7 separate regions of the Homo sapiens genome follow, and all the other regions are linked to region 6. A link is a contact called in ENCODE Hi-C or POLR2A ChIA-PET data. All regions are on one chromosome and are shown on one strand. Each heading gives the region's core, a stretch centred on a gene start or an enhancer-like site at or near the end of the contact. The rest is flanking DNA. Distances are from core to core; before and after follow the strand shown.

Region 1 (3,195 bases), core at 424-2,923, 6.8 Mb after region 6:
ACAGTCGTCTTACAGTTCTGCAGCCTCTTGTGTCTTGCCACCTATAACCATCTTCATTTTCTTGAAAGGAGTCTTTTCTTTGTCGGTTTATAACAGGAATTCTAGGTCCAGGTTTGAATTCTCTCCAGTTGTCTGAATTACCAGTATGTTCATCAGACAGCCATCTCTTACTCTGATCTTTGTGGCTGTCATTCATCCAAGCGGGTTGACTGTAGATTGGGTTTTTAAATGCATATGGATTGCTGGAAACAGCACATGGTCCTTTTCTGGGGGTATTCCCATAGTTCCCTGGTGTTATCTTCTTTTTTTGAAGGCCCTTTTCCATTTTACTGCCATGGCCTTTAGCATGGTCATCTATTATTAAATAATCTTGTTGGGGGTGACCCCTTCTGAAGTCATCATCATCCATAGTCCCCCGGTCTTTAGTGCGCTTCACGAAATAAGGTTTTGCTGTATCTCCCATGGTCTTTGACTTCAATTTTCTTACTTTGCACCTGAAAGAAGGTATTTTGGGGAAATATCAAACTATATAACAAGATATCATACAAGTATACAAAATAACAATTTATCGTACAGATGCCCCAAAGCCTGTAAGAAAGAAACTCCCTATTTTTTTAAAATAAAAATTCTATCACATTCTTAATAATCAGTGCTTTACCCTAGAGGTTGGGAGGCTTGGTCCTCTAATATTCTTCATGAAAATTAATACTTACTATTTAGCATGAAGATTAAATGTGTGAATAAGAGAAGCTCTATAGGTTCCAGAACTGTAGCATAGTAGAATATTACTCATATCAAGTATGGTCGGCTTTTCCCTCTGTAACAAGGCGTTTCTCTTCAAAGAAAACCTCATCCCAAGCCAATATTATTACTAAACTACCGAAACAGTCTTTTGTTTTTTAAGTTGGCAATTACTTGTAAGTGTTATACACCGAAACTTTACGTGAAAGGAGTACTACATTTCTCAACTCCAATTTTCCGTCCCTTCACCACCCCTATTCTGGACAGACCGGCTTTGAGCGCTTAGGTTACGGAGGGGCTGGGCTTCCGACCAAGGTGCAGCTGTAATTAAAGAGGCTGGGTTTCCGATCAAGGGACAACTCCATCTAACCTCCTCAATCCCCGTTCTCCAACCCCAAACAAGTTTGGTTTTGTCAGGAACAGCAATTCCCTGAGGAATGACACTCCTCTTCAATCCCCATCTGACCGCTCCACCACCGATCTGCCTTAGTTTCCACCCTTTTGAGCCCGACGTGGAGAAAGAGGAGGCGTCCCTGCACTCCTGGCCAAGAAGCCACCGTGGGGACCAGGAAGCAGGAAGTGACCTGCTGTCTCCATGGGGTTCCAGGGTTCCCCCGGCCGGCCAGGGGGCCAGAGCCGAATGTCTTGACCCAAATCCCGTCTTCTGCGCCCGCAGTCTGACAAAAAGTGAAAACACGGACTCGAACCCGAGGGCTCAGCCTCTGCCGGCCTGGGGGTTCCTCGGTCACCCAAACTGGTGCGAGGAGGCCGGCGGGGGATGGAACCAACGTACCTCCGGGGCCAGGCCGGACAGCTACTCTGGAGTCCAGGAAACCAACTGGAGAATCAGCCCGGAGGCGAGTCTGGCAGGGACGTTGGGAGAAGGCGCCCAAGAGCACTCACCACCTTCGCCGCGGTCCCCAGCCTCTTCCTGTCCCGGCCGGGCTCCCTCTCCGTGTTTTCCTTCGGCCCCACTTCCGGCGCTCAGCGCTGTCTCATTGTGCGCGATTGGGAGCCGACTGTGCCCCCGCCCTAGCGCTCCGCCGCGCACACCGGAAACGAGCGACGCGCCCCGCCCCGCGGTGCCCCGCCCACGCTCCGACCCCGCCTCCCGCGCCTTTGCCAGCCTGGCCTCTCCTGTCCGGCGCCCCAGCGCACTCGCTCCAGGTGTCGGGCGCCGGGTCTGGCCACCGGGCGCAACCGTCGGAGCGGGCTAATTACTGGCTCGCCGGATAGCCGGTTCGCCGGCGCTTGGGGGCCAGGCCCGAACTTCTTACCAGAGCGGCGCCCGCCCCTTTTCTCTCCCGGCTTCGACGCTCCTCTGGTTCCCCTCTCTGCTCGGGAGGCTAAGTGCTCGGGAGAGGCGCGGGAGCCAAGACTTATGCACCCGGAGAGGGACGCGGAGCCAGCGGTCGGGCAAAGCCGCATTCCCCGCGCTTGGGGCCTCGGCTTTGCCCCTGGGTGCTCCCCGGTTACTTCCAGGGGGAGTAAAGGCTCCGAGGCCTCGTAGCGCTCTTGGTGTTTTTCTGATAATTCGTAGTGATTAATGTTTTCGTGAATTCTTAATTGCCGACCTTGTAGAAATGCCAGCATTTAAACATCCACTGCTCACCCAGATCTCAAAGTGGTCAAGGAAAATGCTCTGCTTTTTTCTTAGGTTGTGTAAGGATTACTTTTACTTGGAAAAAAAAAAAATCAGTTCATTTCGAAGAATATGTGTAATGGCAAGGGATGACCAGAGAGCGTTACATTCGAATTTTTGAGTTGAAGAGTGCACACCTCGAACTCGGGGTTGCTTTTTCTTTCTTTACTGTATGACCTTCCTTGCTGTTTACAGTGTTCTAAATGCTTTGAAAAACATCAAGCAACTAGTGAAATTAGGGAGCGTTGGGAAAATCGACAGTTTTCATTTCTCTGCTTTTTTAAAGCATGTAAATTGAAAGCTGTCAGGTCCTGTGGAGCAATGGTCTTAAAATAATAACACACAAAGTTCTGGCTATGCCAATAACTGTTTTGAAGGCTTTACAAATATTAACTCCTTTGTTTTATATTTTTGTAGAGACAGGGGTCTCCTATGTTGCCCAGGCTGCTCTCCAATTCCTGACCTCAAGCCATCCGCCCAACTTGGCCTCCCAAAGTGTTGGGATTACAGGGGTGGTCCACCATACCCAGCCTTAACTTCTTTAATCCTCACAGCTTCATGAAGACTATATCATTATCCCACTTTTAAAGATGAGGACATTTAGCACTTGCAGTGAAGTAAATGGCACTGCTGCAATCCAGACCCTGAATATGAGGCTGTTATTAACCATGTGGCTATACTAAAAGTGATATAAAACACATTCCTACAACTTTTATATAATTCCTTACTTAGATATTTTGATTGTGAAAATACGTGAGGATCAAACTGATAGTCTCTTCAACAGGCAGACAGTGGCCTTGAAAATATAGTCC
Region 2 (3,471 bases), core at 398-2,897, 6.7 Mb after region 6:
GAACTACAGCCTGGGAGATAGAGTGAGACCCTGTCTCCAAAAACAAAACAAACAAAAACAAACAAACAAACAAAAAACAAAAAACAAAAAACCCAGTTAATAGGGTTGCTAAAAAGCAAAAAAGAAAAGGCAAAAACTGTTCCTGAACCTTCTGGCTCTTCCTGGATCTACCATTACCAGTGGAAGAATTCTGAATAATTCTTACTGAGATTGAAAGAGACACAAAGAATGAGTTGTGCCCTCTAGTTCTTAAAACCTTGTTTAATTCTACATCCCACGGTGTATGAAAATAAGCTTGCTCCTACAGAAAAGAGGTAATATAGAATGATACATAATCAGTACACTAGTAGTACCATATATAATCAGGGTAATATCAAAGGCCTAAAAAATTGATTATAAAAATAAATTCTCTCACCTGATCACAATTTTCTTCTACTTTGCTACAAACTTATTTTCTGGTAATAGGCCCTTTTGGCATTAGATGCAACAGAATCGATGAGTCAATTTAAATCGTTTTTTTTCCCAGTCTCTAAGCGAATGGTTGCATAAAGTCGTCTCCTTCACTAAAAGGGGAGTGTATGTAGGAACGTGATCATAAATTTTTCTTTTGGGGTGAAAGTATTTTGGAACTAGATAGAGGTGATGGTTGCACGACACTGTGAATGTCTTAAATGGCACTGAATTGTACCCTTTAAAAGGACTAATTTTATGTTATGTGGATTTTCCTTCCACTAAAAAACTGAACGGTGCGGCCGGAACACTGAGCTCAGTGAATTCTCTAAGTAATCAATGGTTGCACTCTGGTGCCCTCTGAGTGTTTGACCTTTCACCCAGAAAAGGCTGTAAACTCACTCTGGGAAATCATCTTTTGTCCTAAGAGCCTAGGCTTGCTAGAGGCACAGAGGGAGTTTCAAAGGCCTCAATCACCCAGGACACCGGCAAGTAACGCTTTGCGCGCCGCGGCCGTGACCTCGGCAGGAGCCGGGGGCTTTGTTGTCGCTGTGCTCGCCCTCTGCGAACGCTGTCGCCCCGACACAGCGGTCCTTCGGACAGCCTGGTCCCTCCCCACCCCACGCACCTCCAGGCTAGGACTCCGGGCCACCACCGGGAACCCCCGCCACCGGGCACGTTCAGCCTCTGCTTAACCGGAACGGCCGAACAGCGCAGGCCGGCAGGAGTGTGGAGGCGATCGGCCCCCGGGGACGCCCACCCCCGGGATCCCCTCCGGCCCGCACGCGGTTGCCGCGCGGCCTGACGGGAAACGTAGTTTCCGGGGCCAAGAGAGCAGCCCCGCCCGGGACTTGTTTATCGTTGCAAAGAGGGGCCGGAGGCGAAGGAGGCGGCGAGGCTGTGCGGCGGGTCGGAGCGACGCCGAGGTCTGACGTGTCCGCGTCCCTGCGGCCCCACTCCCGGCCGCCGTGACCTCCCCTTGCACGGGGCGGACACGAGCAATGTCACGGGCCCCGCCGCGCGCCGCGAGCACTCACCAGGGTGAGGGCTGCCCGGGTGGGCTGCAGCTTCCTCTTGCTCACAGCCCGGACAGTTGCCCGGACTAAGGAAGCCGACATCTTCGCCGTCCCGGCGCCCCGGTGCCTCGGGCCGAAGGTCGGCCGCCTCAGCTTCTCTCCATGGACACGGCGGGCGCATTGACGCCACAAGCTTCGGCGCACGGCGCCCTCAGTCCTAGCCCCGCCCCCCGCCGCCACCATTGGGTGAGTTGCATGAGTGACGAGCCGGGGGCGGGGCAAGCCGCTCGGGGCGGGGTTTTGCCGCTCAACGCCGGGGGTCTAGCAGCTGGGTTGCGCACGGTCTCCGGCAGTGGGGTTACCACGCTGCAGGGCGCAGGGCCCGGGAGGAATGTCTTCACCGCCGAGGACGGAGTCGGCGTGACGTCGGGGAGCGGGCGGGAGGGGGCGAGGAATGACCTCAGACCTGCTGACTCCGGATGCACGTAGCTTCACCACCTGCCCCCGGGGCAAGGTGCAGCGTCACCCCCTGCTTTAATACTCACCGTGACAAACACCATCATAGGCGGTGACACTTAAGGACGCATAAGTCAACCCTGCACTGGGAGCTTATGCTCTCAAATGCAGAGTGATCGTTCCGATGCCCAGACATCTACATCCATTTTCATTCTTCTTTTGTGGTCCAATTAGGCTGTTCTTAAGAGCATGGCGTTACCGCAGAGTTGTATAATCGCCACCCTCCACCCTTCTCCCCAGCGTGCTGTACTGCTGGGGATGCTGAAGGGTGGTGACTAATGCAGTTTTCATTCTGGTGCTGAACTGGGAACCAACCCTACTTGAAAATGTGACTGGGCAGCAGTGTGAATAGTCACATTTATAGCGAGCAACAATTACTCGATTTAAAACGTGTTGTCAGACCTTGTCCTGGCTGCTCAGGGGCTTAATTCTGCCTTTTGATGCAGTATTCCTGAGCACCAGACACTGCACAGGCGCGGTACCCAGGCATACACAGGAAGCCAGGTAAAGAGGGGCCAGGGAAGAATGAGATACTGGCAGGACAGGGCTAGCAGATGAAGAGAGGAGGACATCAAGACAGGTGGCATTTGTCATTGAAGTGCTAGAAGTGAAGGAAAAAGGGCAGGAGGGGTCTATGAAGCAGTCCTGGGGAGGACAGATTCGCAGTGTTTGAATGTGGGAAGAACTAATCAGTGAAACATTTTTTAAAGCCAAGTTTATCTTCGATCTCCTGCAGTTTCTGAAAGGATAGTTCAAAATTCCATCAAGTAGTTCTGACTTCCTGCTACAGAAATGCAATCGCATTGACAATAAGAGGACGCTTTTTTTTTTCCCCTAAGCCTTATCTGCACATAAACTGGGGGCCGGGCGCGTGGCTCACGCCTGTAATCCCAGCACTTTGGGAGGCCGAGGCGGGGAGATCACCTGAGGTCAGGAGTTCGAGACCAGGTTGGCCAACATGGTGAGACCCCATCTCTGCTAAAAATACAAAAATTAGCCGGGTGTGGTGGTGCACACCTGTTATCCTAGCTACTCAGGAGGCTGAGGCAGGAGAATCGCTTGAACCTGGGAGGCGGAGGTTGCAGTGAGCTGAGATCGTGCCACTGCACTCCCAGCCTGGGCAACGGAGTGAGACTCTGTCTCAAAAAAAAAAAGAAAGAACGGAAGATAGGAAGAGAGAGACAGACAGACAGATAGAAAGAAGAAAGAAAGAGAGAGAAAGAAAGAAAATAAAAGAAACTGGGGGCCGGGCGCAGTGGCTCACACGTGTAATCCCAGCACTTTGGGAGGCCGGAGGCCGGCAGATTACTTGAGATAAGGAGTTCTAGACCAGCCTGGCCAACATGGTGAAACCCCGTCTCTACTAAAAATACAAAAATTAGCCGGGCGTGTTTGCGGGCACCTGTAATCCCAGCTACCCAGGAGGCGGAGGTTGCAGTGAGCCAAGATTGCGCCACTGCACCCCAGCCTGGGTGACAGAGCGAGACTG
Region 3 (3,209 bases), core at 17-2,516, 7.7 Mb before region 6:
TCCACGGACCGCAGGGACTGTCCTACCGCTCCCCTTCACGCAACCATCAGAGAATCCTCTCAAAAACACAGACCCGATGAGGAGTGGCTTCCCCGCCTTTCCCCTGTGCCGAGAAGGGATCCCGGTCGCCAACAACAAAGACGCTTCCCGCTCCCCTCCCCCCGCCGGCCCGGGCTCGTCCCTCCCGCGCTGCGGCTCCCGGCCTAGCGCCCCCTCCCCGAGCCGGGCTGCGGCGTCCCCAAACCCCGAGGCCGCACGCACCTGCACCTGAGCGGCCCGGGCCGAAGCGCCGGGCAGAAGGGGTCGAGAGAGAACCGCAGCCGACGCGCTGTCCTCCACAAGGCGAGATCCGCGCTCCGGGCGCCGTCCGACTCTCTCCGCCTGCAGACTGGCCCGACAGAGGAGCGGGGACCAGGGCTACAGCCCCCGGCGCCGGGGCGAAGAAGGACGGCGGCGCCCCAGGGGCCCCGCTCACGCTCCCGAGTCTCGCCTCGCGCCGGCCCTGCTCCTCCACAAGAGCTCGCGTTCTGCTGACTAACGGCCCCGGTGCGGGGCGCTGGAGCGGCCGCCGCTGCCCGTCGGTTGCTCTCGGGCCTCACGTCCCGCGCGGCCGTGGTCGCAGCCGCCGCCGCCACCGCCTCCCTTTCTGGCACTGCAGACGCCACCCAGACCTAGCCAGGTCTTCCTTCTCTTTAATCCTGCTTTCTTTGCTCCTCCTCAGCCTGCCAAGCGCGAGGCTCGTTCCGGTAGCGGGAGGAAGACTGGAGGGGAACGGAGGGGACGAGCACAATCCCCACTGAGCCAGGAGTTGGCCACTGACTGGAGGAAGGTGCCAAAGCTGACCCCGGCTCCAGCCTACTAGCGGGCGGGGGGAGAGACGGAGCCCAGCCTTGCCTCACTTCCACCAATCAGAGGCCGCCCGGCAGGGTGGGAGGCGCTCTGAGCTCAAGGAGAGGCTGAGCTCGCTCAGCAGGAGGCGGGGATTGCGGAAAAGAAGAACCAATAGGAACAAAGGTTCCCCGCCCCTTTGATTTGATGGACTACACATTCGGGCCAATGGGGGAATTCTCATTTCGAAGAAAGTGGGACTTGTTCTCCGGGTTTGAGAAAGAGGCTGCGCGGAGCCGGAGGGGTCGAGGCTGCGCCGCGTGGAGTGGCTTGGCTTAACAGCAGGGAGGGCAGAGCGATGCTCTTTGACCTCCCAGAAGAGTCACGTGGGCTGACCCAGAGCCGGGGCGGAAAGGCTGCGTTTGTTTCTTCCGGGTCATTGACAGAAGCGTCAATTCCTGGGAGTAGTTCGTTGGTTTTCTTTCCCCTCATCCTTTTGCCTGCTCCCGGCGAGGGGTGGCTTTGATTTCGGCGATGAGCTCCCAGAAAGGCAACGTGGCTCGTTCCAGACCTCAGAAGCACCAGAATACGTTTAGCTTCAAAAATGACAAGTTCGATAAAAGTGTGCAGACCAAGGTAGGAACCTGCCTGTTGCACCGTCTTTGACTCCAGGAAGGAATGGCTCACTGGAGAGGGGAGAGAGGAAATGAGAGGAGTCGGCTGGGGCGAGTGTGGACCGCAGCCCAGAGTTAGTCTTGGCTGCAGTGCAACTCTTTCTAAAATGTTATTCTCACGCCCTTTCTTTGACCTGGACATGTTGTCTCCTGGTAAATATTTGATGGTCAGCACACTTAACTAATTGCACAGAGTGAACAGGACCCTAATGAAATCTAAGGTGCAGATGGGGCAGTTACGTCGTTCAGCGTTCCCATCTGGATCACATTAGCAGAGGGAAACGAGGATTGTGGCATGAGTGGCTTTTTCAAATTTTACACCAAGTTTATGCAGCTACGATTTTTTTTTCCAAAAACCCCAAGCCCATAGAGGAAATGTGAATGATTAAGCTGTCTTAGGCTGTCCTCACTAGTATTGTGTGAAATTTCTGTTTTGTAACAATTGTTTTGAAGATAAAAATATTTGGTTAATGTAAAAATACTTGTTTTGCTGTTTATCTTTAGCAGGACTTCTGTAAAGTCCTGCTAAAAAATTCAGACTGTCTAGATAGCCAGAGGACTTGGGTTGTATATAAGTACTAATTTGCAGGCCGGGCGCCGTGGCTCAAAGTGCTGTAATCCCAGCACTTTGGGAGGCCGAAGCGGGTGGATCACCTGAGGTCAGGAGTTCGAGAACGACCTGGTCAACATGGCGAAACTCCATCTGTACTAAAAATACAAAAATTAGCCGGGCGTGGTGGCGGGCGCTTGTAATCTCAGCACTTTGGGAGGCCGAGGTGGTGGGCGGATCACCTGAGGTCAGAAGTTCGAGAACGACCTGGCCAACATGGCGAAACTCCCAATCTGCTAAAAATACAAAAATTAGCCGACGTGGTGACGGGTGCCGGTAATCCCAGCTACTCGGGAGGCTGAGGCAGGGGAATCGCTTGAACCCTGGAGGCGGTGGTTGCAGTGAGCTGAGATCACATCACTGCACTCCTGGGCGACAGAGCAAGACTCCGTCTCAAAAAACAAAAACAAAAAACTACTAATTTGCTCTTTGCTGTGAATCTCTCTCCCTGTCTCCATAGCTGTATGGAGAGAAAATCATTGACAACAGGGGCATATTAGGGGCCAGCATCACTCAGATAAACCTAATATTCACAAAAGTTATGGAGCTCAAATTTACTAGGTGTGCGGCTTGAGTGAGTTGTATAATATTTAATTTCTCTGAGCCTTACTTTGGTCTCAAATGCAAATTTGTCAGGATTGTTGGGAGGCGAAACTATATGATTATGCATAAATGGCCTAGGTCATAGTAAGTGTTCAATAAGTGATTAATTTCCCGACATTGATTGGGAAAGCAAAGTCATCTGTTTTTGGTAACCTGTGATCTCCTTTTCCTTTCCTCTTTCTTTCTTTGCTTATTCTACAAATATTTAATAAGCACCTTCCGTGTGCAAGGCCCTGTGTTCATAGGTATACCGTGTTCAAAAGAGCTGACTCTCCCTTCACGGAGTTTATAGTTTCTAGGTGATATGGGCAAAAAGAAAGCAGAAAGATAAGTAAATACAAATTATGATAAATATTGGTGAAGGGCAACACAGCTCAGTAAGGGAGAATAAGGAAGAATATTTTAAATTAAGTGCTCTCCTTTCCCCCACTTAGGTTGAGAGGTTTTTCAGAATGAAAACCTGAAGCAACATTTGGGAAGACTTTCCCAAGTTT
Region 4 (3,627 bases), core at 593-3,092, 7.2 Mb before region 6:
AACAATTCTCCAATTCCAATTCTGAACAAAGAGCTTTTACACCTATGGAATACAGTTCTTTCAGGTGCACATGATGTGATGAGATGGCATGAATTCCCACTCACCTGGGAATGGAGACCTGAGTTCAAGTCTCTAGTCTGCCACTAAGTCAGTGACCTTGGGCAAGTCCTTACTTTCCAGATTTCAGTTCCCTCTTTGCCAAATGGAGTAGAATTGACTTTTAAAGGCTCCTTTTCAGGGCCTGGGAGATAGAAAACAGGAGACAACTACAAAGAATCCTTAATTTTTTAGGGGGGTGTGGGGAAACATTTTAACAAAAAACTTCAAAGATAAAATTGCAGTATTTTCACCAACTGAGTTCTGAAAGCCTACTCTTTAAAAAAAATCCTAAAAATAAGGAATAAAATACATTCGTTTATGTTTTTAGAAGTCTGTATCTAAATCCCAGGTTTAAGAACGGGGATGTGTGACCTATATGTTCCTTTATCTTGGTATCTCCTTAGATGCTATCCCTTAGGAGACACTCAATCAATAAAGATAATCCGACCCTTCCCCGAAAACACACCTCCACGGAGTGCGTGGAAAGCGAGCAAAAAATTTCACATTCATCAGCCTAAATGCACCAAACAAAGGAGGTGTTCCATTTCCTCCATGAAAACGGATCTCAGGATAAAAACGCAGCGACGTCGAGAAGCCCAAAAGACGACGCCGAGAACCCCCGGCCCCATGTTCCAATGGATTTTGGAACAAGTTCGGGTCCCACTGATACCCCATCCCCCTCTAAGCAAAGGCCTCACTCAATAAAGCCCAACAGGGCCCTCTCCGAAAACCACTGAGTCATGCAGAACAGCAGCTCAGCAGGCCCGGCCAGCCCTTCGCCTGCAGGCCCCACGCGGATCCCCGACCCCCGACCCCCGACCCCGAACGGCTCCTCTTAGGGGAGAGCTAGGGGGGGCTGCAACGGGCAGGGGGCGCGGCCGCCGCCTCGGCCTCTTTGTTTCTCTGGGTCGTGGTGCCCACGCCGGGCGCCGCCGCGGAGGCGAGCGGCCTAGAGGCCGGCCCCGCAGAGGCGGCACGCCGTGCATTGTTTCCCGACCGTGCTGTGGAGCGAGCCAGGGACGCCGGGAGCCAGGTCTCGGGCCACGACGACAGGATGACGCCTCCGTCTTTGTGCTTCCTGGGCTGGCGGGCGGGCTCCCCTCCCCCGGACGCCGCCATCCGCGGCCTGCTCCGGCTTCGCCATTGGCCCGCGGCGCCCCGGTCCCTTCACTCCCGCCCCCGGCCCGGCAACAAGGAGCCCGGCTCCCACCCGCAGCCCCGTATCACTCACCCTGCAGGGTCCCAAATGCGAAAGCCGGGTTCGCGCGCGAAGCCGGCACGATGAGGCCGGGCCGAGGCCTCCGGGAAGGCTGAGCCGGGCGCCCTGGTGCCGCCGCCGCGGGCCGGGAGCGGGTCGGAGCAGCAGGCGGAGGTGGCGCCGCCGCCGCCGCGGGGTCTTCCTTTGTTCCTGCAGCAGCGTCGAGCGTGGCCGGGACACGCCGGAGCTCGGGAAGTGGGAGGAGGGAAGCGAGGGGGGGCCGAGGAGGAGGTGGAGGGAGGACCGGCGGCCGCAGCGGCTAACGCTGCTCGAGGCGCTCGCCTGTCGTCGCCTCACGCCTCCACAGGCCGCAGGTTGGGCGGACGAGGAGGGCGAGCGGACCGCGCGCCGCGAGGCCTGGGGCCGTAAGGGCCCGCTGATGGCGCTCTTCGCCGCTCCTGCCACCGCCGGGGAAGCTGCGCGGCTCCCGGGAGCGAGCGAGCCCGCGTAGGAGATGCACACAGCTCCGCGTCCCGGCCGACTAACGCACTCGCCGCCCGGCGCCCGGGCTGTGAGGGAAAAGAGGGGGAGGGGGCGGGACCCGTGCGTCAGCGAAAACCCCGGCGGCGGCGGCGGCGGCGGGGAGCGCGGTGACGTCGCGGGCCCAAGGCCACGCCCCCGGTGCCCTGTCAGTAGGTCCAGGAGGCGGGGCCGAGACGGGTTGCTGTGCCTTCTCGCGGAGCCCAGCCACTGGCCTGGCAGTCGGCCCCTAGGGTGGAGCTGGGAAGAGCGAGTCCTGTGGAGGATGCGTTTCTATTTTTAACCCAATTGTCCGCCCTCAGCCTCCCTCCTTCGGATTTTCTCATTCAAACCCGTTTTTCGCCATCCTAGTTCTCACGCTTTGTCTCCAGCCCTGGGCAGACATTCCCTCCCCCAAGAATCGTAAGGATTCACCCCCAGAAAAGGAAAAGAATTGCCTTATGGCTTCGAGGTCTTTTCTGTTTATGAAACCTCCTCACTCCCCACACCCATTTTGAGCTCCGAAGTCCAGCCCGAGCGTGGCCCTGACGCAGCTGGCGGCGTGCGTTCGCTCGCCCAAGGTCACGGGTGGTTGTGCGGAGTGAGGAAACGCGCGGCCGCCCAGGGCTGCCAATGCCCCGGCGGCGCTGTTCTGAACAAACTGTTTTGGCCAGCCTGTGAAATCCCTGGAAATTGACGATTCCAGCAAAGCGTCGTGAACTGGGAAAGCACCAAATGTTCTACTCAAAAGCCGCGAAGGGACAAAACAAGCTAGACCCGAGGCCCAGATGAAGCGGGAGGAGGAGGCTTGCGAGAGGAAGTTCAAGGGGGGAGGTACTAGGCGGGCAGTTCAGGCACGAGGCACAGGTCCCCCATGGGTGAAAGGATGACTTTACCCGGAACACTGGGAACCTTTTCAGAGCACAAACAAAAAACATTTTCAACTGACCGCTCCAAGTGAATTTCAGTTCAACTCAAAATAACAAAATTACTAAGTCGGAAAGGACTTCTGAAATTTTCTAGTAAACAACGGTCTAACGAATACATAGAAATGATGTTTAGGGTTTATATTAGCCACATATAGAATGGAGAAGAGGTCCCTTCAGTGTTTCTCAAAGTTGGTAATCAGAAAAAAAATCACCTGGGGTGATTAAAGATTCCTACGCATCTCCCCTGGATATGGTTTTGGTTGTTCCGGGGTGGGAGCGGGGGTGGGGGGGGGCCCATATTGCGCTTCAGGTGGTCCTTATTTATAATCTGTATTTGGGGGAATGCTATACTGATAGCTTGAGCCACCACTGCCAAATCAAACAGTTCTCCGCCACAGTTAGCAAAGTACCTGGAGCATAACAACCTTTTGTTTTGTTTTTTAACAAATTCGGGTTTATTACTGTGATCAATTAATGTATTAGAGATTTAAGTAGTTTGGGTCACTGGTCCCACGACCACTGCAATTTATTTCCTTAAATTAGCAGATGAATTAGTAAAAAAAAAAAAAAAATAGCAGCTACCATTTACAGGCCATTTTCAGTGCCAACTATTTTCCATTTAGGGTCTCATTTTATCCTCACAGCAATTCACTGAGATAGGTACTATTATCATGTCCCTTTCTACAGATAAAGAAACAATGACTAAAAAGGCTTGCCCAGGGCACTGAAGGGCAGGGAGGCAATGGAGGTGATTATTATTGAGAACAAAAATAACTTGAATTTTAACTTGAATTTTTTTCTTTCTCTAGAATTGGAGTTATAGTGAGTGAAACAAGATAATTCCTGAAGAAGCATACTTTAAAAAAAGTCTAAGGGTAATGA
Region 5 (3,662 bases), core at 800-3,299, 7.9 Mb after region 6:
TGCTTAAGCTAATACCATCTCCCAATTTGGGGACTTCCCCTTGATTCCTGTGTGCCCTTCCTGTGGGTCATTAATGCAATGTTATTTAAGACTAGGATTTGGCTGGGCGCAGTGGCTCACGCCTGTAATCCCAGCACTGTGGGAGGCCGAGCCGGGAGGATCACCTGAGGTCAGGAGTTCAAGACCAGCCTGACCAACATGGTGAAACCACGTCTCTACTAAAAATACAAAATTAGCCGGGCATAGTCACATGCCTGTAATCCCAGCTACTGGGTAGCCTGAGGCAGGAGAATCGCTTGAACCCGGGAGGCGGAGGCGGAGTTTGCAGTGAGCCAAGATTTCACAACTGCACTCCAGTCTGGGCCACAAGAGCGAAAACCCGTCTCAAAAAAAAAAAAAAGACTAGGATTTGACATAAGGCCTGAGGGGTATTCTTTTGTTTTGTTTTGCCTTGTTTTCAAGAGGCCAAAATCTTCACAGTTGAAAATTTCTGTTGAACCACAGAGATTTGAACCAACTCAGTTTAGAAAGCCTGGGGATTTGAACAACGGTATGGATCGGAAATCTCTTCATCTGTCAGTTTTCATCATTCTAGGCAGTAAAATAGATTTCCCTTTAGGAGCTTTTCACCGTTTGGGGTTCTCCAGCAGTGGGATGTGGGGAATCAACCCTTCTTCGTCTCCACCCAAACATTAGGTGGGAGCAAGGGGTGGGAAGTAGAGAAAGTGGATAGAGGTCTCCAGTGGATATGGGATCTTTGTGTAGACCAGCACAGTCCTCAGAAATCTCATGCAAGCAACATAGGTACTGTTATATTTTCTAGTGGCCACCTTTTAAAAAGTAAACAGGTGAGGCCGGGCGCGGTGGCTCACGCCTGTAATCCCAGCACTTTGGGAGGCCCAGGCGGGCGGATCACGAGGTCAAGAGATGGAGACCATCCTGGTCGACACGGTGAAACCCCGTCTCTACTAAAAATACAAAAATTAGCTGGGCATGGTGACGCGCGACTGTAGTCCTAGCTACTGGGGAGGCCGAGGCAGGAGAATCACTTGAACCCTGGAGGTGGAGGTTGCCACGCTCCACTACACTCCAGCCTGGCGACAGAGTGAGACTCCGTCTCAAAAAAAAGAAAGTAAACAGGTGAAATTAATTTTAATAATATATTTTGTTTAACCCAACGTATCCAAAATACTATCATTTGAAAGTGTAATGAATATAAAAATATTCATGAGATATTTTTCATTCTCATATCCATACTGTCTTGGACTCTAATGTGTATTTTACACTTACAGCACAATTAATTTGGGACTAGCTACATTTCAGCTCAACAATAGCCAATAGCATATGGGATAGCGCAAATAAACTCTGCGTCTCTGTTGCTTCTTTGGGTCTCGGAGACCTCAACCCTTTCTTCAGATTGCAAACCTTCTTGCCTTCAAGCCTCGGCTCCAACACCAGTCCGGCAGAGGAACCCAGTCTAATGAGGTACGCTCCCTTCCTGCCATTCTCTATTCCATTAACCTGTTTCGTGGTAAACGTAGGACTGATCCTCCAAAATTACCTTATTAATTAGCTTACATATTTATTATCTATCTGTCCCACCAGAATGCAGGTTTCCGGAAGGCAGGGATTTAAAAAAATCTGTTTTGTTCTATGTGATTTTCCCATACCAAGCACCGTGCCCGGCACAAGCTGGGATCCCAGTACACATCTCGGGACGGAAGAACCGTGTTTCCCTAGAACCCAGTCAGAGGGCAGCTTAGCAATGTGTCACAGGTGGGGCGCCCGCGTTCCGGGCGGACGCACTGGCTCCCCGGCCGGCGTGGGTGTGGGGCGAGTGGGTGTGTGCGGGGTGTGCGCGGTAGAGCGCGCCAGCGAGCCCGGAGCGCGGAGCTGGGAGGAGCAGCGAGCGCCGCGCAGAACCCGCAGCGCCGGCCTGGCAGGGCAGCTCGGAGGTGGGTGGGCCGCGCCGCCAGCCCGCTTGCAGGGTCCCCATTGGCCGCCTGCCGGCCGCCCTCCGCCCAAAAGGCGGCAAGGAGCCGAGAGGCTGCTTCGGAGTGTGAGGAGGACAGCCGGACCGAGCCAACGCCGGGGACTTTGTTCCCTCCGCGGAGGGGACTCGGCAACTCGCAGCGGCAGGGTCTGGGGCCGGCGCCTGGGAGGGATCTGCGCCCCCCACTCACTCCCTAGCTGTGTTCCCGCCGCCGCCCCGGCTAGTCTCCGGCGCTGGCGCCTATGGTCGGCCTCCGACAGCGCTCCGGAGGGACCGGGGGAGCTCCCAGGCGCCCGGGTGAGTAGCCAGGCGCGGCTCCCCGGTCCCCCCGACCCCCGGCGCCAGCTTTTGCTTTCCCAGCCAGGGCGCGGTGGGGTTTGTCCGGGCAGTGCCTCGAGCAACTGGGAAGGCCAAGGCGGAGGGAAACTTGGCTTCGGGGAGAAGTGCGATCGCAGCCGGGAGGCTTCCCCAGCCCCGCGGGCCGGGTGAGAACAGGTGGCGCCGGCCCGACCAGGCGCTTTGTGTCGGGGCGCGAGGATCTGGAGCGAACTGCTGCGCCTCGGTGGGCCGCTCCCTTCCCTCCCTTGCTCCCCCGGGCGGCCGCACGCCGGGTCGGCCGGGTAACGGAGAGGGAGTCGCCAGGAATGTGGCTCTGGGGACTGCCTCGCTCGGGGAAGGGGAGAGGGTGGCCACGGTGTTAGGAGAGGCGCGGGAGCCGAGAGGTGGCGCGGGGGTGCCACCGTTGCCGCAGGCTGGAGAGAGATTGCTCCCAGTGAGGCGCGTACCGTCTGGGCGAGGGCTTCATTCTTCCGCGGCGTCCCTGGAGGTGGGAAAGCTGGGTGGGCATGTGTGCAGAGAAAGGGGAGGCGGGGAGGCCAGTCACTTCCGGAGCCGGTTCTGATCCCAACAGACCGCCCAGCGTTTGGGGACGCCGACCTCGGGGTGCCGTGGTGCCCGGCCCCACGCGCGCGCGGGGCTGAGGGGTCGGGGGCGTCCCTGGCCGCCCAGCTTTAACAAAGGGTGCTCCTCTCCACCCCGCGAGGAGGGGCAGCTCCGGAGACCCGGTCTTCAGCGAGCGGGGTCTTAGCGCCGGGGAGGTCTACTTCCTTTTGGGGTTGCCATTTTACTATTATTATTGCCTTTTTTTTTTCTTCAAAAGGACTGGAGACTGATGCATGAGGGGGCTACGGAGGCGCAGGAGCGGTGGTGATGGTCTGGGAAGCGGAGCTGAAGTGCCCTGGGCTTTGGTGAGGCGTGACAGTTTATCATGACCGTGTTCAGGCAGGAAAACGTGGATGATTACTACGACACCGGCGAGGAACTTGGCAGGTAAAGGGGGTACCAGAAGCGTACCCTCCTGGATTGTGGAAATGCATAACGATGGGGCCATTGGGTGGTAAACAAATGCAGTTTGAATCAGGCGTCTCCCTCGCCCTTTCTGGAGATGCGCAAATCATAGAGAAAAGAGTTACTAACCCAGCGGTAAACCGCCTGATCCAAGGGCCTGGGGGTGGAGGAGAGGCAGCAGTTCAGGGCTAGATTATGATGCACAGTATATTGATCCAGTCCCCTGGACAAAATCAGATTTAATTGTCCGTGCTAACTCTTGTCAGCCCTTGCCCTTCTGTGACAACAGGACAAACACTAAGATTATAATTGCAATTGGAGT
Region 6 (3,465 bases), core at 447-2,946:
TAGAAATAAACGTCTAAAACCCAGCCTGTTACATTAGCCAACACTCTTCTTGACTTTTTCCGAATTTTTTCCCTGTCCCCAAGATTAGCCGCTCGCTAGAAAAGACTGCGAGCCTCAGCAGCCTCCCCTTGAACTGGGGCGCTGCCTCCAGCTGGACACGGACTAAGGATGGAAAGGCGCACTGACGGAGGCCGCCCCCATTTCCCAGGCCCCTCCCTAGGGGTGCCCCTCCTCAGCCATGGCTGCCCCTTTCTCTCCTCCTCCAGCATCTGCCCCTGGGGCCACCCCCACCTTTCCGCCATCTCTCGGGCCCGCGTGGCACCCTGCTCTGTTTTTAACGGGGATAAACTTGACTTGCTTCTCCAAAGAGCGGGAAAAAGAGGCGCAGTCTTGGTACTGATCTGGGGGAGGGAACGTCCCAGGGCGCGCAGGGGCGTTTTCTACCCGTGCCCCGTCGGCCTGCTCTGTTCAGTACCGACCGTGTTCGGGGTTCACGTGGCCCAGTCGGCAAAGTTTCTTTGGAGGTCCAGCGTCTCTGATTCCCGGATCTTCAGCCCCACCCGGAGCCCCCACGGTTACTGCCCCCCGCGACCCCCGATGGAGCGTCGGGATGCGCTTTCTCTCCGAGTGCCTCCGGGGGTGGAGGGAGGGAGGCCTGTTTCGGAACTAAATGGCAATCACAGCCCCCGCGGGGCTTGGAGGGACGAGCTCCCCGCCCACCCCGCGGCCCCGGCCCCAGCCAGCATCTCGCGACTCCATTTCTGGCTCTAAACAAGAACGGGGACCGAGTCGCGTTCACACGGAAAATTATGCCGGCTCCAGCGGCGCGTAAAATTGATGTGAACCGAACGAAGTAAGATCAGCGTGATCCTCCCCCTCTTGTCTCAACAGGGGTTTCGGCGCGTTACACAAGGCCGAGCTTGTCTCTTTAAGGAGACATTGGACCCTAATTAGTCCGCATTCCTGGCGCGGCTGCGGAGCGAGGGGCCGAAGGTGTCTGGGTTGGGAGACGGGTGGGCGGGAGGACGAGACTCGGAAGAAGATCTTTTGACCAGCCCCCAGGCTCACCGCTCCCTCCACCCTCTTTATTTTGCCGCCACCACCACCACCACCACCAACACCTAATTCTGAAGATGCAGCCAGGGCAGCAGCAACAGCAGCAGCCGCCGATTCTCCCAGCCCCACGTTACTTTGATTGACAGCTGAACAAATGTTTTCCCGGTTCGAACGCTCGCGCTAAGGAACGTCAGCCAAGGCGAAGCTCCGCCTTGGGCGGGCCATCTCCGCCCCGCCTCCGCCAACCTCATTCCTCTTCGTTAATTGGTCGGAGCTACAGGCGACGCCCGGCCCCCACGTGGGTTTCAGCTGGGTTGGCTCCTCCCCGCTGGCTTGCCATTTGTCAGCAGTGAAATGATGGGCACTAACACAGAACGGCGATTAATGTTCAGCCACCTCTGATTGGTTGGTGGAGACGCCTACCGCAACGGGGGTGGGCGGGGCGCTTGGAGAGCTCGCCAGAGCGCTCGCATGGCGGGCCGGTGATTGTAGTCAATCTGGCCGTATTCTCAGGCAGGGTCGCCCGGGGCGGACTACATCTCCCGGGATGCTGCGCGGCCGCCCCGCGGAAGATTGTGAATATGTATCAGAATGTTAATGATTAGCTGCTGCTAAATTTGGTCAAAGAAGTCACCTACACAGAGCGTGTTGTTAGAGCTGTGCTGAGCGGGTGTTTGGGTTGTTGGCTGCTTTCTTCCCCCTTTCTCACACACTTGTATATTATTTTGAGGTGGTGTTCGCAGAGTTTGAAAGGAGAGAGAATTAAAAAAAAAAGCCGCAAGCGTTTCACTCTTTTATTTTTATAATCCCCTTCAATTTGGGGTTAAAAAAAAGACAAGAAAACAGGAAGGAAGAGAAATAAGGAAATGAGATGTGGTAAAAGAAGCTAAAAGGTGCCTTTTAAAAGATCGTTGCTGTGAAGTGAAAAAAATCTCCAGAGAAACCAAAAAGCACCGCCGAGACCTCTTCCGAACCAAAGGAGTTTGTGTTTGCTTTTAGGGAAGAAGAAAGATCATTCATTCGGAGGAATAACAACCAATTAAAAGACAAATAAAAAAAGTTTGGAGTGGGACGCAGAGCGAGCGAGAGGAGCTGCCGGCGGGCGGTGGGGCGCGGAGCCCGCACTTTCCCGGCCGGGTGAGCGGCGGCCGCGGCGCCGGGCTCGGCGGGTGCGCCTCGGCGGAGCGAACGTCGGAGCGTTGCCTTGGGAGACGCGCGCCGGACAATGCCCGCGGCGGGCCAGTGACGCCCGCGGGGAATGCGGAGCGGCCCGGCAGCCGGCACCCAGCCGCCGCCGCGCGTTCCTGCCGCCCGTGTCACGCGAGACCCGGCGGGGGCCGGGACCGCCCGAGCCGCCCCTCAGACCGAGCCGGCCGCCTCCGCTGCCGCGGCCGCCTCCTCTTCGGGGTCATTAAAGCCAATGAGCCGCGCGCCTCTGCCGAGCGCAGCCAACTAAATCGGCTTGGATGATTCGCGACCTGAGCAAGATGTACCCGCAGACCAGACACCCAGTGAGTGCGGGCGGCGGGGCGCGGGCTCGCCGGGTGCTGGGGGATTCCCCGCGTCGCCCCCTGCGCACCGAGTTGTGTCTTTTGGCCGGAGGGGCGTGGAGAGCCGCCCGAAATCGGCGCCCCGCGCCGGGAGCAGCCCGCCCGCCATCACCCCCACCCCCCGGCGCGGTGGCCCTCGGAGGGGGTGCGGAGAGGCAATTGAGTTGTAGCCATTTTCTTATTGTTGTCTTTGAAGCCCCTGGAAGCCGCGCCGAGCCGTTTGCGGTCCCCGCGCCGCGACTCCTCGAGGGGGGGTGGCGAGCGATGAAGGAGGCGCGACTCCGCGCCCGGGCGGGGAGGGCGCCCTCGGCAGCGGCGCTGCTGGGCTGGCTGCGGTTTGGAAGTGCGGGGCGCCGGCCCCTCGCGCCGCGGGCCGCCGGGGCGAGCGGGCGAACGAACGAGCCGAGAGGGTGGCGGCCGCCTCCCTCCTCCCCCGGCCTGACCGCAGCCCGACGCCATGGCGCGGGTCCCCCCGACGGGCCAGTTTCGATTCCGGGTGAGGAGGGAGTGGGCGCGGCGCGCGGGTCCCTGGGTGCCTGTCTTTGGCCGGGGAGGGGAGACGGGACTCGAACCCTCGGGGTCCGGGGCGCGGGGGCCTGCGGGCGGGAGTATGCGGGGCCCCAGGACCACCTCGAAACCAGCCTCTGCCTGGGCTGTTGGGCGCGAGGAGGGTTGCGGGAGGAGAGTTTTAATCTCTCTTTGCTTGCGTGCGCGATGACCCTCACCCCCCGCTAACGCCGCATAGTAGGTTTTCTCCGTCTCCCTGCTTCGCCTGTGATGTGGGCTAATTAAATATTTTATTGTTGTTCTTCAGGCACCGCATCAGCCTGCTCAACCCTTTAAATTTACAATTTCCGAA
Region 7 (3,143 bases), core at 557-3,056, 6.8 Mb after region 6:
GACACATGAAAAAGCAGATCTCATTCAGTAAGATGGTAGTGAGCAAGGCAACTTATCCAACTTGTGCCAGGGTTTTTTTAGGTGCAGGAGTCCACCTGATTTAATCCTATCCTAAATTCCTATCTCTCTTAGATCAAGGTGAAAGGAAAACTTCAAAGACTTTCACACATTCCTACTTGGGTGTGCTGGAAAGAGTTATTTATCAACTAAGGGTTGACTTTGTTCTCTTGCTCTTTTTTCTACCAGGACAGTAGTCTGGTAGAGATACCCTCTCATGGCTCTGAATTCTCTCAGTACCACAGGCACGAAGAGAACTACCTTTAGGTTACTAGGATACACAGCATGCAATAATCCCTTATGCCAGGATAGTTTTCTAAGTGAGTTATTCTACTTCAGTCTTTATTCCCACGGCCTGGTAGACAGAAGTCCCTGCTTAATCTCACCTTATTCAGTATAAGGAAAAAATTCTCTTTAAATGTATTTTTTGATGTGTACTCATTGTTAAGAACTCCTTAAATGATGAGAGAAACTTGTGTGCATTAAGAAAAGTAGTTACAATAGCCAATGTGTCAAAGTAAGCTTTTCACTAAGGGGTCTTTCTATAAAATGGGAGTTTTTCTACACATAAAAGTGTATCAAGGTAATACCAAGGGATTACAAACAAGGTTTCTAAGAGGATGAGCTAATATCATGTTGACTCTTTCAGATGGTCTCTTCTTAAATCTTACTTGAACAAATCAACTCAACATTAATTTATCCAGAAAGAAAGAGTGATCACATGAATTCTAATTCATCTTTAAAATAATGTCAAAATATTATTCAAGAGATGACTACTAGGTTCTGCATCTTGTGGTACAGGTAGCAATTTCAATGTTTATATATTTTTTTGTTTTACAGGTTATGGGGAGAAATAGATTAGAAACAGAAAGTAAGTTACAGTGAACCAAATGCTTCCCACAGTCTGTCTGTCTGGAGGTGATATGTAAATTCAAGTATCAATTTAGAAAACTGTACCCAAAGAAAGAATGTACCAAATGGTAAATTTACAGGGTCAGTCTCTTGTTCGTCTCAGGACCATACATATTTCAAAAATTAAGAGATTTTGCAGTCTAGAAAGGTAATAATATCCCTAAGCAGGTTATAGGGCAACATACTGAAATCAAACACATTAGTATTTCAGCAGTGAAAGGTATGAATATTCACATGAGTAGAATAAATAAATCCATGTCAGTTCTGGTTAGGTGTCTAGATTTTGAAATTATGCAAAATTTAATTGTGGACCTGTAATAAAATCTGTTCAGATATATAAGCAAAAAAAATGTTTTATACCCATGATCCTAGATATACAGGCAAAAGGGGTTCTTTCCTCTGCTGAAGAAAGAAAATGGCCATCAGGGCAAACACATAAGGTGGCAGACCTCCTTCTTCAGGGCGATCTATACTGCAAAGCTACAAACAAGAGAAAAGAAAGTTAAGCATTCTTTTTGTATGAATTTGTCATTTACACGATTTGGCCTAAAACCTGTAACCTCATTCTTGTTTACTACATGATTTACGGTAATTCTTCAGCTGAAAATAGCAGTTACAAAATATACAACTTCCTTATACTTTTGCAGCAACCACATATTGTGGTTTTAAGTGATAGTTTCAATTTTGAATATTTAATCCTGTTAACCATACTCACTTGTGGATGGCCCTAAAATATTATTTCCTATTTTATTTTTTGATATCCATGGTCAATTCATTCATTTGTTTAGAATACATGTTAATGAATTAAAAACGATTGTTCAGTTACACATTAAGCCAGTTCAATGGTCCTCTTACCCTAACCCATAGCGTCTTGCATATGCATGCTTTGGTCACAAAGATTGGCGTGGGGAGAGAACGTGGACAAACTCATCACCACTAATGGAAATAACAACTAAAAGGGCATGTTCTACTTAGTGATGAAGCAGGCGGTGGTTTTCAAAGGATAGCATATTATAATTATAATTTAGCCAGTGAAGAGTGGGAAATCCGTTGTTCATTCAGGATCCAAGAAACGGGAAGTATCTATTGTTATTGATATACCTGAATCAGTAAAGCTTTTGATTTTCTCTAAAAGCACATACATGGAATCTCTTTTTTTTTTTTTTTTTTTGAGACAGAGTCTTGCTCTGTCACCCAGGGTGGAGTGCAGTGGCACGATCTTGGCTTACTGCAACCTGTACCTCCCAGGTTCAAGCGACAGAATCTCAATTTTATAATCATGACTCAACCTCACATTTTGGGGGAACGTTAAATCTTCTACTGTTTGAGTATTTTAATTGAAATATATTTAAAACATTATGGAAATGTAAACAAGATCAGAGAGTATCTTCTATTTTTTGCCGTCTCTGTGTATGTTATTGGACATGATATGAGAAGCTTTATCTCAACGTTCCTGTGCCTAACAACCACTGTGGTAAACTAGTTAAAATGTAAATTCCTGGGCCTTATCCTCTGAGATTTAACTCACAAATCTGATTTTTAATAAGCCCTATAAATCATTTTGATCTTTTGAGCAATACCGTTAAAGTGAAACAGAAACACTGAATCTTCCGTCTGTACGTTTCTGTTGCAAAATTCAGATGTCTTTCTCTTTTGATGTCTATAAATTTGCATTTAAACACTGAAGATTAAATTAAGTAAAAATCAAAGCATACTGCTTATACATATGTAGAATGTATTCATGCATAAAGACCTCAAGCCTACCTTTGCCCAGTACCTAAATGCAATCACCAAAGGAACCAGCTTTGGTTCTAGTTTTCCAAGGGCAGTTAAATGCTTTGTTGTCAGACAAGCATTTTCATTTCCTGCGCTCACTTTACACAGAAGACCACTGGTGAGAGGTGGGGGAGGAGGATGGGAAAGAAAAAAAGAAAAAAGTGTTACACAGGTCTCAAAGTGTCTTTTATGCCAACAACTAATATACATGCATAATAAATACTTCAAAAATAAAAAGCTTAAAAGTGAAAAAAACTACATCTTTATGAGTAATTTAATAAATTTTCTTTACAAAAAAGATATCGTGGCTATTTTCTGAGTAAACTTTATTTTTCGGATTAATAATTTTGTTTTCAAATATTATTTTTTGGGGGGAAATGCAAATAAGGAAAATATTA

The links. Hi-C counts contacts between places; a loop is a spot of excess contacts on that map. ChIA-PET counts read pairs that join two places held with the same protein, here RNA polymerase II (POLR2A). Pooled maps may share reads with other maps.
Region 1: a loop to region 6 is called in a map of B cell, with 37 times the contacts of the local background. The contact joins the promoter of TUT7 here to the promoter of TLE4 in region 6. A Hi-C loop is called at or near these places in 1 of 168 maps with a recorded cell type or tissue (B cell), 7 of 37 single-sample maps with no recorded cell type and 13 of 50 pooled maps.
Region 2: a loop to region 6 is called in a map of naive thymus-derived CD4-positive, alpha-beta T cell, with 29 times the contacts of the local background. The contact joins the promoter of ISCA1 here to the promoter of TLE4 in region 6. A Hi-C loop is called at or near these places in 1 of 168 maps with a recorded cell type or tissue (naive thymus-derived CD4-positive, alpha-beta T cell) and 10 of 50 pooled maps. POLR2A ChIA-PET finds 5 or more read pairs at or near these places in 2 of 52 experiments (CD4-positive, alpha-beta T cell and T-cell).
Region 3: a loop to region 6 is called in a map of OCI-LY7, with 10 times the contacts of the local background. The contact joins the promoter of C9orf85 here to the promoter of TLE4 in region 6. A Hi-C loop is called at or near these places in 2 of 168 maps with a recorded cell type or tissue (OCI-LY7 and naive thymus-derived CD4-positive, alpha-beta T cell) and 10 of 50 pooled maps. POLR2A ChIA-PET finds 5 or more read pairs at or near these places in 1 of 52 experiments (activated CD4-positive, alpha-beta T cell).
Region 4: a loop to region 6 is called in a map of CD8-positive, alpha-beta T cell, with 20 times the contacts of the local background. The contact joins the promoter of ZFAND5 here to the promoter of TLE4 in region 6. A Hi-C loop is called at or near these places in 3 of 168 maps with a recorded cell type or tissue (CD4-positive, alpha-beta memory T cell, CD8-positive, alpha-beta T cell and ascending aorta) and 10 of 50 pooled maps. POLR2A ChIA-PET finds 5 or more read pairs at or near these places in 4 of 52 experiments (CD4-positive, alpha-beta T cell, CD4-positive, alpha-beta memory T cell, CD8-positive, alpha-beta memory T cell and 1 more).
Region 5: a map with no recorded cell type shows a loop between it and region 6 (13-fold over the local background). The contact joins the promoter of DAPK1 here to the promoter of TLE4 in region 6. A Hi-C loop is called at or near these places in 2 of 37 single-sample maps with no recorded cell type and 2 of 50 pooled maps.
Region 7: a loop to region 6 is called in a map with no recorded cell type, with 8 times the contacts of the local background. The contact joins the enhancer-like site here to the promoter of TLE4 in region 6. A Hi-C loop is called at or near these places in 1 of 37 single-sample maps with no recorded cell type and 3 of 50 pooled maps. POLR2A ChIA-PET finds 5 or more read pairs at or near these places in 2 of 52 experiments (GM12878 and activated T-cell).

Annotation. Positions count from the first base shown.
Region 1 is chr9:86,352,737-86,355,931 of GRCh38, forward strand. TUT7 (terminal uridylyl transferase 7) reads right to left here and starts at 1,674. Exons shown (of 27, transcript NM_024617.4): 1 at 1,535-1,674; 2 at 1-494. The coding sequence starts at 463. RefSeq lists an enhancer at 1,523-1,732 and a silencer at 1,753-1,932.
Region 2 is chr9:86,280,891-86,284,361 of GRCh38, forward strand. ISCA1 (iron-sulfur cluster assembly 1) reads right to left here and starts at 1,648. Exons shown (of 4, transcript NM_030940.4): 1 at 1,488-1,648. The coding sequence starts at 1,568. LOC124902194 (a long non-coding RNA gene) reads right to left here and starts at 1,191. Exons shown (of 2, transcript XR_007061634.1): 1 at 1,079-1,191; 2 at 1-563. RefSeq lists a silencer at 1,029-1,328 and enhancers at 1,499-1,648, 1,769-2,048.
Region 3 is chr9:71,910,373-71,913,581 of GRCh38, forward strand. C9orf85 (chromosome 9 open reading frame 85) reads left to right here and starts at 1,267. Exons shown (of 4, transcript NM_182505.5): 1 at 1,267-1,464. The coding sequence starts at 1,363. ABHD17B (abhydrolase domain containing 17B, depalmitoylase) reads right to left here and starts at 821. Exons shown (of 4, transcript NM_001025780.3): 1 at 262-821. RefSeq lists a silencer at 345-584 and enhancers at 1,035-1,344, 1,415-1,464, 1,475-1,534.
Region 4 is chr9:72,363,366-72,366,992 of GRCh38, forward strand. It overlaps ZFAND5 (zinc finger AN1-type containing 5), which reads right to left and starts at 1,843. Exons shown (of 7, transcript NM_001102420.3): 1 at 1,331-1,843; 2 at 105-241. RefSeq lists enhancers at 846-1,549, 1,550-2,254 and silencers at 862-1,691, 1,702-2,081.
Region 5 is chr9:87,495,818-87,499,479 of GRCh38, forward strand. DAPK1 (death associated protein kinase 1) reads left to right here and starts at 2,050. Exons shown (of 26, transcript NM_004938.4): 1 at 2,050-2,290; 2 at 3,153-3,322. The coding sequence starts at 3,261. RefSeq lists silencers at 1,699-1,758, 1,779-2,128, 2,499-2,688, 2,899-3,008 and an enhancer at 2,399-3,156.
Region 6 is chr9:79,570,269-79,573,733 of GRCh38, forward strand. TLE4 (TLE family member 4, transcriptional corepressor) reads left to right here and starts at 1,697. Exons shown (of 20, transcript NM_007005.6): 1 at 1,697-2,567; 2 at 3,421-3,465. The coding sequence starts at 2,523. RefSeq lists silencers at 169-218, 2,129-2,248, 2,309-2,468, 2,579-3,048, 3,069-3,308 and enhancers at 1,579-1,708, 1,719-1,768, 1,809-1,898, 2,626-3,238.
Region 7 is chr9:86,336,090-86,339,232 of GRCh38, forward strand. TUT7 (terminal uridylyl transferase 7) reads right to left here. Exons shown (of 27, transcript NM_024617.4): 9 at 2,734-2,860; 10 at 1,330-1,449. Among named protein-coding and RNA genes, the nearest start is that of TUT7, 17 kb to the right of the region's middle. Within about 2 kb of position 1,807, at least 5 of the 41 ENCODE cell types and tissues checked have a DNase peak (open chromatin) inside an H3K27ac peak, as active enhancers do.